Linked DNA regions of Homo sapiens: regions 1 and 3 are each linked to region 2. The links are chromatin contacts, found by Hi-C or POLR2A ChIA-PET in ENCODE. All regions are on one chromosome and are shown on one strand. The core of a region is the stretch at or near the end of the contact, and the rest is flanking DNA. Distances in the headings are between cores, read along the strand shown.

Region 1 (3,249 bases), core at 36-2,535, 420 kb before region 2:
CAAAAACAAAACAAAACAAACAAAGAAAAGAAAACCAGCCTCTTGATTTCTGAAAAAGGCCTGCTGGGATTTTGATGAAGACTGTATTAAATCTATAGATCAGTTTGAGAGAATGGACATCTTATTAGCAGTGAGGCTTCCAACCCGTGAACATGGTATATATCCCTATTTGTTTAGGTTTTCTTTAATTTCACGCAGCAATGTTTTAGAGAATTCAATGTCTTACACATCTTTTGTTAATTTTATCCCTAGATATTTTATTTTCTGTGCTATTGTAAACGGCATTTAACATTTTATTTTTTCAATTGTTCACTGCTAGTTTATAGAAATACAACTATTTTTGTATATTGACTTTGAATTCTTTTACCTTGCTCAGTTAATTTCTTAGTTCTAGTGGATCTTTTTGTTTTTGTTTTTCAGGTGAAAAGGAATCTCTTTTAACTTAAAATAGTTTGACTGTTATTGAAAATCAAGTGTAGAGGCCCTGAGAGAATCTGATATTACTAAAGGAAGACATGTGATATTTAAGCAACTGAGACTTAGAGTAGGCAGATCTGGGTTCAAATCCCAGCTGTGCCGGTTCTTAACCATATGAACCTGGGTGCACCATGTAACCTCCCTGAGCTTCTGTTTCCTTTTTTCCTTTAGGGATGTGTTAAAATCGCCCTCAGAATATGGTCGAGACAATGAAACAAGACAATGAAGCACTGAGCATCATGCCTGGCACATAGGAAATGCCAAAATATATATTCCCGTATTTCCTTCACATTCCAAAGGGTGAATTAATTCAGGATGGCCTGAACCATAGCTGTCACTGTCTTCGGGAGGATATTTGAGGACAAAAACGAGTTTTTGACTTTGGAACAGTAAATAAGACAAGACTTTGATTCGCTTAGTTCTGCCTTGAGTCCTGCCAGTGTAGATGGAATCCATGCCAGACATGATTCCATTTCGAATGTAGAATCAGCATAATTTAACCTCATCTTGGAAATCTCATGTCCCAGTTCACAGCCAGGCATCAGCGTGACAGTCAGCTGAGCTGCTGTCTTGGCAGCTTCTGGGCATTCTATGGAGACCCCAGGAGAGCACAGCAGACCCTTAGCAGAACAGAAAAGCGGACCGTATTAGTCTTTCCTGTCCACGGCCTTGTTTTCAGTGATTCATGTGCCCGATTGGCCAAATCTCTGCAGACGTGCCCCTGTCCGAGGCCAGGCTTCTGGGATTCATCGAGCTTGCTTGTTTCCGGGACCTGCTAATTCCGTGCCCAGCAGCTGTTCCCCGGAGCAGGCCCTGCCCTCCACACCCTCATGAGGAATGCCGAGTCTCATTTTCTGAGGGCCCTGGTTGAGGGTGGGGTGTGGGGCGAGGGGGACAGGGTTGCTTCCTGCCATAGACTTCCTGCCTTGGAGGGTTATCCTTGTTCTCACCTATCCCTTCCCGAGCTGAAGCCACAGAGTAGGAGAGAAGTTAGGGCTGGCACACCTCCCTCCCGTGTAACTTTCACTCCCTGCTTAAAGGGAACTGATGAGAGTTGCCTGGCACAGATCTGTGCCTGGCAGAATCCACAGAGCAGCCCAGGTGTGCTAGGAACTCCAGAGTGACCCCTGCTCCAGGCCAGGAATGAGCACCTTGTGCCTGGAGGTCTTCCTGCCACTGCTGGCTGCCCATTGCTGTGGATGGGGTAGAGCTGGAGTCACACATGGAGGCTGGACAGCTGCATGCAGCCTGCAGGGGACACTCTGGATGGCATGTACCATGTTTTTATTATTTCTATTTTTAATTAAATTGGAATCCTTTATGGATACCTTTTTTTTCTTTTTCTTTTTTTTAACAGGGTCTTGCTCTGTCACCCAGGCTGGAGTGCAATGGTACAATCACGGCTCACTGCAGCCTCGACCTCCTGGGCTCAAGTGATCCTCCCACCCCAGCCTGCAAGTACCTAGGATTACAGGCACACATCACCATGCCTGGCTAATTTTTTTGTAGAGACGGGGTTTCTCCATGTTGCCCTGGCTGGTCTCAAACTTCTGAGCCCGAGCCATCCTCCTGCCTCAGCTTCCCAAATTGCTGGGATTATAGGCATGAGTCACTGTGCCCGGCCTATGGCTACCTTTTAACAAAGTGATCAAATTTAACATCATCAGTGACAGACAAACCTACAGTATGTACCCTTGATGGGATGTACAGAGAAGGCCAGCGCTTTAAGAGGCCAAGGCAGGAGGATTGCTTGAGCCCAGGAGTTCAAGACCAGCCTGGGCAACACAGTGAGACCCTATCTCTAAAAAAAAAAAAAAAAAAAAAAGACAGATAGGATCTGACCCATTTGATGAGATTCTTTTAGCTCTTGTGTTGAGAAAAGGCTGTTTTGGGAAAATAGGTATTAGGTGAGGGGAGGTGGCATGGAGACCTGGTAGTGAGTTTATTACATTATGACTGGTGAGAAGATGGTGGTTTGCACCACTACCTTGTAGTAGCAGAGGTGGTGAGAAGACACATTTTGAAGCAAAACTTATAGACTGGATAGGATTGAGAGAAAGAGGAGTTAAAGATGGTCCCAAGGCTTTTGCCTGAACCATGGAAGGATGGTGTTGCCATGAACTGAGATGGGGTGAGGGTTTGAGGAGGAAGGGTCAGGAGTTCAGTACTGGACACCATGGGTGAGAGATGCCTGTTGGAAGTGTCCATGGGCATTGGGTTTCTGGGCAGGCCTGTGCACAGGTAGGTGGGTCTCCTTTTAGACCCTCTCCCCTTGACCTTTCTTGCCTTCTGCACACACAATCATTTCTGCTCTCCAAGGCCCTTAGGGTTGCTGAGCTGACCCAAGGCCTGGAAATGGGCCTTTTCCCCAGGCCACAGGCTCCAGGGCTGTCAGCACCCAGGAGATGCCTCCTGGTTAATCCCCTGCTTCTGGGGGTGAGCCACGGGGCATCATCTGGGGCAGCAGCCTCTGGATGTAGGGGTGGTGGAGCCTTGCGGGCTCAGGGACTTGTCATCCACCCGCTGCAACCTGACCCTGCTCCTGGGAGCTGGTCCCAAATGCCGCCAGCTCCTCCGCTTCGGGTTGTCTGTTGGTGATCCCAGGAAACCAGAGACTATGGAGATTTGATGGACAGCGGCATTTGGAAGCCATGGGAAGGGACTTTGGTGCCAGCCTTGCAGGCGAGCCAGAGAGCAAGGCCTTGGGATTGTTACGGGAAAAATGTAACGCAGTCTAAATGCTCACCGAAGGGACTGTTAATTTATGAGACC
Region 2 (3,026 bases), core at 182-2,681:
AACACGGTGAAACCCCGTCTCTACTACAAAAATACAAAAAATTAGCCGGGCGTGGTGGTGTGCGCCTGTAGTCCCAGCTACTTGGGAGGCTGAGGCAGGAGAATGGCGTGAACCCAGGAGGCGGAACTTGCAGTGAGCTGAGATCACGCCACTGCACTCCAGCCTGGGTGACAGAGCAAGACTCTGCCTCAAAAAAAAAAAAAAAAAAGAGTGTGTAGCAGTGCCCCATTTTCCACTCACTCCTACTCTGGCCATGCGATGCGTGTGCTTCTCCTTCACCTTCTACCATGACTGGAAGCTTTCTGAGGCCTCCTCAGAAGCCAAGCAGATGCCAGCATCTGTATTGCCTGCAGAATCATGTGGCAATTAAACCTCTTTTCTTTATAAATTACCCAGTCTCAGGTATTTCTTTACAGCAGTGCGAGAACAGATGAATACAGAGGATCTCTGGAGCCCAGGAGTTCGAGCCCAGGAGTAAGCCGTGGTCACACCACTGTACTCCAGCCTAGGCAACAGAGTAAGACCCTGTCTCTATAAAACTGTAATAATAATGATTTGAAAAATCATATTCATGTGTCTAGGGGATGGATCTTCAGATCCATCCCTAGAGGGTATCAAGGGTTGAGCAAGAACGTTTACTTGTGTCAAGCCATTTATATTTATTTTAGTGTAACTTAAAATTATGCCTTATATTCTTAAATACATTACTGATGATAATTAATGGTGGCTTATGTTCAATTTCAGTTCTGTTCTCATCTTGATAAGAATAACCAGTCAGGTGGCCAGGCACAGTGGCTCACGCCTGTAATCTCATCACTTTGGGAGGCCAAGGTGGGTGGATCACTTGAGGCCATGAGTTCAAGACCAGCCTGGCCAACATAGCAAAACCCCATCCCTACTAAAATGCAAAAGTTAGCTGGCACAGTGGTGCATGCCTGTAGTTCAAGCTACTCAGGAGGCTGAGGTGGGGGGATGGCTTGAGCCCAGGAGGCAGAGCAATCACACCACTGCACGGCAGCCTGGGCAACCGAGCTAGACCCTGTCTTAAGAAAAGAAAAGAAAAAAAAAGAATAACCAGTCAGGGCACTATAATCTCACATGGGTAACTGACCTGTAGCCAACCCCGCTATTTGGAGTGAAGTTCAGGTCCAGACACAAGCACTTACATACTTGATGTCAGACATCCAAGGCAGGCGGTAGACGTGGGATGCTCAGGAGGATACGCCCCATGTGGCATCTGATCAAGTCTGGCTTAGGTGTAAGGACAACGTTCAGGACAAAAACTATGCCTTTCCCATTTTACCATTGAAGATGTCTTAGACAACCAATAAAGTGGACGGTGTAGGACCACAGCCCTGCACAGCGACGTTCTTGCATCACTCGGCTCAACCACAGGAAGTCTCACACCACTGAGTCTGACCACAGGAACGGGCAAATGAAAAGTCATGCAGCTATATGGGCAATGGAACTTCCCTGCCTCCAGTTCCTGGCCAGGAAGTGGGGGCTGGGTGGAGAAATCTGGAAGCTGCCTGCTTACCTACCAGGTCTCCACTCTGTTTTGCTATGAAGCCTCTAAGCCTTGATACCTGTTAATGGATGTATTTGTTGTGAGAAATAAATGAGATGGTGGGGTCAGTTTCCAAAGTTAACGACAGTTTGAATCAAACAGGCTTGGGCACACATGCCACCTCTGCCCCTTGCTCCCTGTGTGGCCTTGGGAAAATTACTTAGACCCTCTGCCCCTCAGAGGTGGGAATAATGTGAGAAGGAAATGAGTGCCTGCACTTGGCCCTCAGAAAGCCCCAATCCACGTTCAGCCCTGATACCAGCTTCACGAATGTTCCCTTGTAAGTCCCAGAGACAGGACTTCCTGAAGGGTCCAGGTGCCTTCAGGCCCCCTTGGGTCTGTGAGTACTGGACCACATGCATCCCCAGATTAGACCTCAAGGACTTGGAATCCCCACATCGGGCCACAGTGGATTTATGCATCTCCAGACAGGACCAAGGGACTCACGCATCCCCAGATTAAACCACTGACCCACAGGGCAAGGAACTAGGGTGGTTTGTTCTCAGTGGAGTCTGGAGAAGGAGATTTCGAGTCGCTAGACTTCATTGGTGGGGGCAGCAAATGGGGAGTGAAATAAACCAACACTCTTGGGGAACTCTAAAATGCTCAAAAGGAAACTAAAACCCAGGAGCTGAAGGTAACATCCAAAGTCACACCACCAGCAAAGGCCATAGAACAACAAAACTAGAGAAGTTCTTGGAGAGCATCTGGTCTAGCCCTTCATTTTCCAGATGAGGAAACTAAGGCCCAAAGAAAGGAGGAAGTTAACCTAAGCCACATGGTCCACTTGTGGCAAAGCCATCCCTCAGACTCAGATCCCAGATTTGAGGTCTGGCGTCCCCTCAATTCCCCAACACCAGCACCCACGTTGCACACCCTTCACCATCTAGCAGAGATCTCCCCAGGGCTGCCATGAGCTGCCCCATGACACTCCAAGGAGCTGGTACGAAACATTTTGTTTTGCACCTTGCCTGTGGTGACAGCTGCGTTAAACCGAATGTTCACAGTCATTATGCTCAGAAACTGAGCAAGAGTTCCATCTATTGGGGTTTCAGAATGAATCAGATTTCCAAACTCTCCTCTCTCCACCTCAGCGCATGTCTGTATATGGTAACCTTTCAAAAGTGAGTCTAATAATTAGTCATCTTGGCCTAGTTCAAGACAACAGTATGTTCTCCAATTTCACTTTGTTTTCAACAAGACAGCGATGCCAACGGTAATGTTCACTGTGGTTAAACACACTTCTCAGCTGGTCCCTGCAGGTGGCCAAGACAGCTCTGGTCCCCGCAGTTGCCCAGTGCTTCCCCACAGCTCTCTAACCAGGCTGTACCCTCTGCCCAGATCCACCCCCACCCCCAATATTGACACCAACTGTGTACCAGGCACTACATTAGATGCTTTGGGCTCATCATTACATGTTATCCTCTTTGCAAGATAGATGGTTCTCTTGTTGCCCCAT
Region 3 (3,265 bases), core at 766-3,265, 360 kb before region 2:
AAAGGTAGTCTATCTAAGTGCTCAGAAAGAAGAAGAAATGATCTGGAGAATGCATAGCAGTCTGGGCCATGAGGCTCAATAAATATTCATTGACTGCCTGCGTGAAAGAATGCTGTGTTTAGCATGTCTCTTTGTGGGTTGGGGAGAAGGGGCAGAAGGCTGGTTCTCTGGAAGGATCCTGAGTCTTCTGCCACATTGTCTCCATAGGACAAGCCACGCCAAGGCCAAAGCTGAGGCAGCGGAACAGGCCGCCCTGGCTGCCAACCAGGAGTCCAACATTGCTCGCACTTTGGCCAGGGAGCTGGCTCCGGACTTCTACCAGCCAGGTAGGGCCAGCCAGGGAAGGATGGGCAGGGTAGGGCTATCCCTAGGGTGGGCGCTTTTCTTTGCTTACTGGAATCTGAGATGCCCAAGTGGTTTCCTGGATGCCCGTGAGTCTCAGAAACTGGGGCATGGTGCAAATGTGGGATGGGATGATGCAGGGGTAGGTGGGGAGACACATCTCTGCCTTCATGCTGAGCTCGAGGGGAGGGCAGCAGAGTCACTCCAAGTGGTCTTTTCTCTCTGCTCTGAGCAGGGAAGACAGTTGGAGCTGGTGAAGCTTAGAGGAGAGAAGTCACTGGTGGATGAGAGGGAAAAATGGCTTCTTGCACTTGCCCAACAGTTTCAGTCAAGCATTGAGCACTGTCCATGTGTCAGGCACTGTACCAGGCTCTGGGGTTACATAAGTGGGTTCCAAAATCTAGGGGAGCAGAGAGTCACAAAAACAACAGAGCTAGGGGTACCATAAACAGACTCTGCATTCATTCAAACCCTGATTCCGCTGCTTCCCAGCTGTGAGACTTTGAGTGAGGTGTTTAACCTCTGTAAACCTCAGTTTCCTGATCTGTAAAATGGTAGTAAGAATGGTGCCTGCTTTTTTGTGCATGGATTAAATGCATGTAAGGTACATTCCCAGTCCTCAGTAAGCTCTCAGTGACTGTGGCTGTTGTTTCATGATTATGGTTCCATTTCACACAGCAGGATGAGCACTGTGCGGTTAGAATGGGAGAGGAGGGAGCTCACAGGAAGCAGTTAGGCAAGAGGAAGTGTTAGAGAAGGCTGCCCTCAGGAGAGGCCATTTGAGCTGAATCTTGCAGGCTGAACAAGAGTCTATCAAGTCAGTGGGTCTCAAATTTGACACAGATTGCTGGGTCCACCCCCAGAGTTTCTGATTCAGTAGGTCTCAGGTGGAGCCCATGAATGAATGTGCATTTCTAAGGATCAGGCGATGTGGATACTGCTAGTCTGAGACCACACTTTGAGAGCTGCTGTACCAGATAGCGCTGGGTGGGATGAGTGGAGGAGGTGCAAAGGCACAGAAACTCGGACAGAGCAGCATGCCAGGAAGCCACATCACAAAGTAGGCTGTGGGTCCTGAGAATCGAGGCTGCAGAGTAAGGAGGACCTCCCGGCCTTGGTAGAGATCTGGCACATGGATAGAGTGGTGGGAACCCCTGAGGGACAGAGATGGGGATTCTCTGCGATGAAGGTTTTGTTTTTTTGTTTTTTTTGAGACGGAGTCTCGCTCTGTCACCAGGCTGGAGTGCAGTGGCGCGATCTCAGCTCACTGCAACTTCCGACTCCCTGGTTCAAGCAATTCTCCTGCCTCGGCCTCCTGAGTAGCTGGGATTACAGGCACGCGCCACCATGCCCAGCTAATTTTTGTATTTTTAGTAGAGACAGCATTTCACTATGTTGGCCAGGATCGTCTCGATCTCCTGACCTTGTGATCCGCGCGCCTCGGCCTCCCAAAGTGCTGGGATTACAGGCGTGAGCCACCGCGCCCAGCCATGAAGGGTTTTTAAGTTAATGACATGATCAGATGTGTGTTTTCTAAACGTGATCCTGGCTGCAGAAAGGAGGCCAAAGGAGGCCTGATGAAAAACCTAGGAGCGAAAACCTATGCCTGGGAGGATCCCTCACTTCTGGTCACAGCGCTCCCCCTGCTGGTCTATGCCGGTGCGGGGCCCTGAGCTCCGCCTTTGACATGCATTTTCTCAATCCTTCCATTCGTATTTATAAAATAGGTATGATCAGGCCCATGTTTCAGATAAGGGAATGGAAAGAGACGCGTGCCAAAGTAAAGGGCATCGCCTCTGGAGCCAGACTGCTGGGTGCTAGTCCTGGCTCTGCCCTTCGACAGCTGTGTGTCTTTGGGCAAGTGATTTAACCTCTCAGAGCCTCCCTTTGAGGTTCACAGTAGCATCAACTTCATAGGGATACTACAGGGATTAGATGAGTTAATATTTGGAAAGTGCTTGGAACAGTGCCTGGCACTTGGTCAGTGCTATGTGAGTGCCGACTGAGCCCATGAATGAGGCTCGAGAGGTGAAGTGGCTGGCCCAGGATCACCCAACAGTGGTGCGGGGTTCGAGCCCAGCCTCCCTGTGTTGCCCTGGCAGGTCCGGAATATCAGAAGCGCCGGCTGCTGCAGGAGATCCTGGAGAACTCGGAGAGCCTGCTGGAGCCCCCCGACCGGGGCGCCGGCGCAGCGGGCCTCCCACAGCCGCCCCGCGAGAGCCCGCAGCTGCACGAGCGTGAGACCCCTCGGCCCGAGGGTGGCTCCCCGTCACCGGCCGGGACGCCCCCGCAGCCCAAGCGGCCCAGGCCCGGGGTGTCCAAGGACGGCCTGCTGAGCCCAGGCGCCTGGAACGGCGAGCCCAGCGGTGAGGGCAGCCGGTCAGTCACTCCGTCCGAGGGCGCGGGCCGCCGCAGCCCCGCGCGTCCAGCCACCGAGCGCATGGCCATCGAGGCTCTGCAGGCACCGCCTGCGCCGTCGCGGGAGCCGGAGGTGGCGCTTTACCAGGGCTACCACAGCTATGCTGTGCGCACCACGCCGCCCGAGCCCCCACCCTTTGAGGACCAGCCCGAGCCCGAGGTCTCCGGGTCCGAGTCCGCGCCCTCGTCCCCGGCCACCGCCCCGCTGCAGGCCCCCACGCTCCGAGGCCCCGAGCCTGCACGCGAGACCCCCGCCAAGCTGGAGCCCAAGCCCATCATCCCCAAAGCCGAGCCCAGGGCCAAGGCCCGCAAGACTGAGGCTCGAGGGCTGACCAAGGCGGGGGCCAAGAAGAAGGCGCGGAAGGAGGCCGCACTGGCGGCAGAGGCGGAGGTGGAGGTGGAAGAGGTGAGGCTGTCGGGCAAGGTGTGCCTAAGGTCGGGTTCCCTAGAGGTAGCAGGGCTTGAGGGAGGATTCAGGGGCAGGGGATTTGGGGGTTGCTGGGGT

The links. A loop is a pair of places that touch in the nucleus more often than their neighbours do. ChIA-PET counts read pairs that join two places held with the same protein, here RNA polymerase II (POLR2A). Pooled maps may share reads with other maps.
Region 1: a loop to region 2 is called in a map of esophagus squamous epithelium, with 4 times the contacts of the local background. The contact joins two enhancer-like sites. A Hi-C loop is called at or near these places in 8 of 168 maps with a recorded cell type or tissue (A673, CD4-positive, alpha-beta T cell, chondrocyte and 5 more), 1 of 37 single-sample maps with no recorded cell type and 15 of 50 pooled maps. POLR2A ChIA-PET finds 5 or more read pairs at or near these places in 3 of 52 experiments (MCF 10A, PC-9 and WTC11).
Region 3: a pooled map shows a loop between it and region 2 (2.0-fold over the local background). The contact joins two enhancer-like sites. A Hi-C loop is called at or near these places in 3 of 50 pooled maps. POLR2A ChIA-PET finds 5 or more read pairs at or near these places in 6 of 52 experiments (A549, AG04450, CD4-positive, alpha-beta T cell and 3 more).

What each region holds. Positions count from the first base shown.
Region 1 is chr20:44,175,372-44,178,620 of GRCh38, reverse strand. All of the region lies in intron 1 of JPH2 (junctophilin 2), which reads left to right. Among named protein-coding and RNA genes, the nearest start is that of JPH2, 10 kb to the left of the region's middle. RefSeq lists an enhancer at 740-1,240. Within about 2 kb of position 1,285, at least 9 of the 41 ENCODE cell types and tissues checked have a DNase peak (open chromatin) inside an H3K27ac peak, as active enhancers do; they include PC-9, where a contact is called at or near this core.
Region 2 is chr20:43,751,073-43,754,098 of GRCh38, reverse strand. The region is part of intron 1 of LOC101927200 (a long non-coding RNA gene); the gene reads right to left. Among named protein-coding and RNA genes, the nearest start is that of GTSF1L, 26 kb to the right of the region's middle. RefSeq lists enhancers at 1,597-1,676, 2,177-2,246, 2,437-2,636. Within about 2 kb of position 1,431, at least 3 of the 41 ENCODE cell types and tissues checked have a DNase peak (open chromatin) inside an H3K27ac peak, as active enhancers do; they include PC-9, where a contact is called at or near this core.
Region 3 is chr20:44,115,566-44,118,830 of GRCh38, reverse strand. JPH2 (junctophilin 2) reads left to right here. Exons shown (of 6, transcript NM_020433.5): 3 at 208-326; 4 at 2,445-3,166. Among named protein-coding and RNA genes, the nearest start is that of JPH2, 70 kb to the left of the region's middle. RefSeq lists an enhancer at 1,888-2,182. Within about 2 kb of position 2,015, at least 5 of the 41 ENCODE cell types and tissues checked have a DNase peak (open chromatin) inside an H3K27ac peak, as active enhancers do.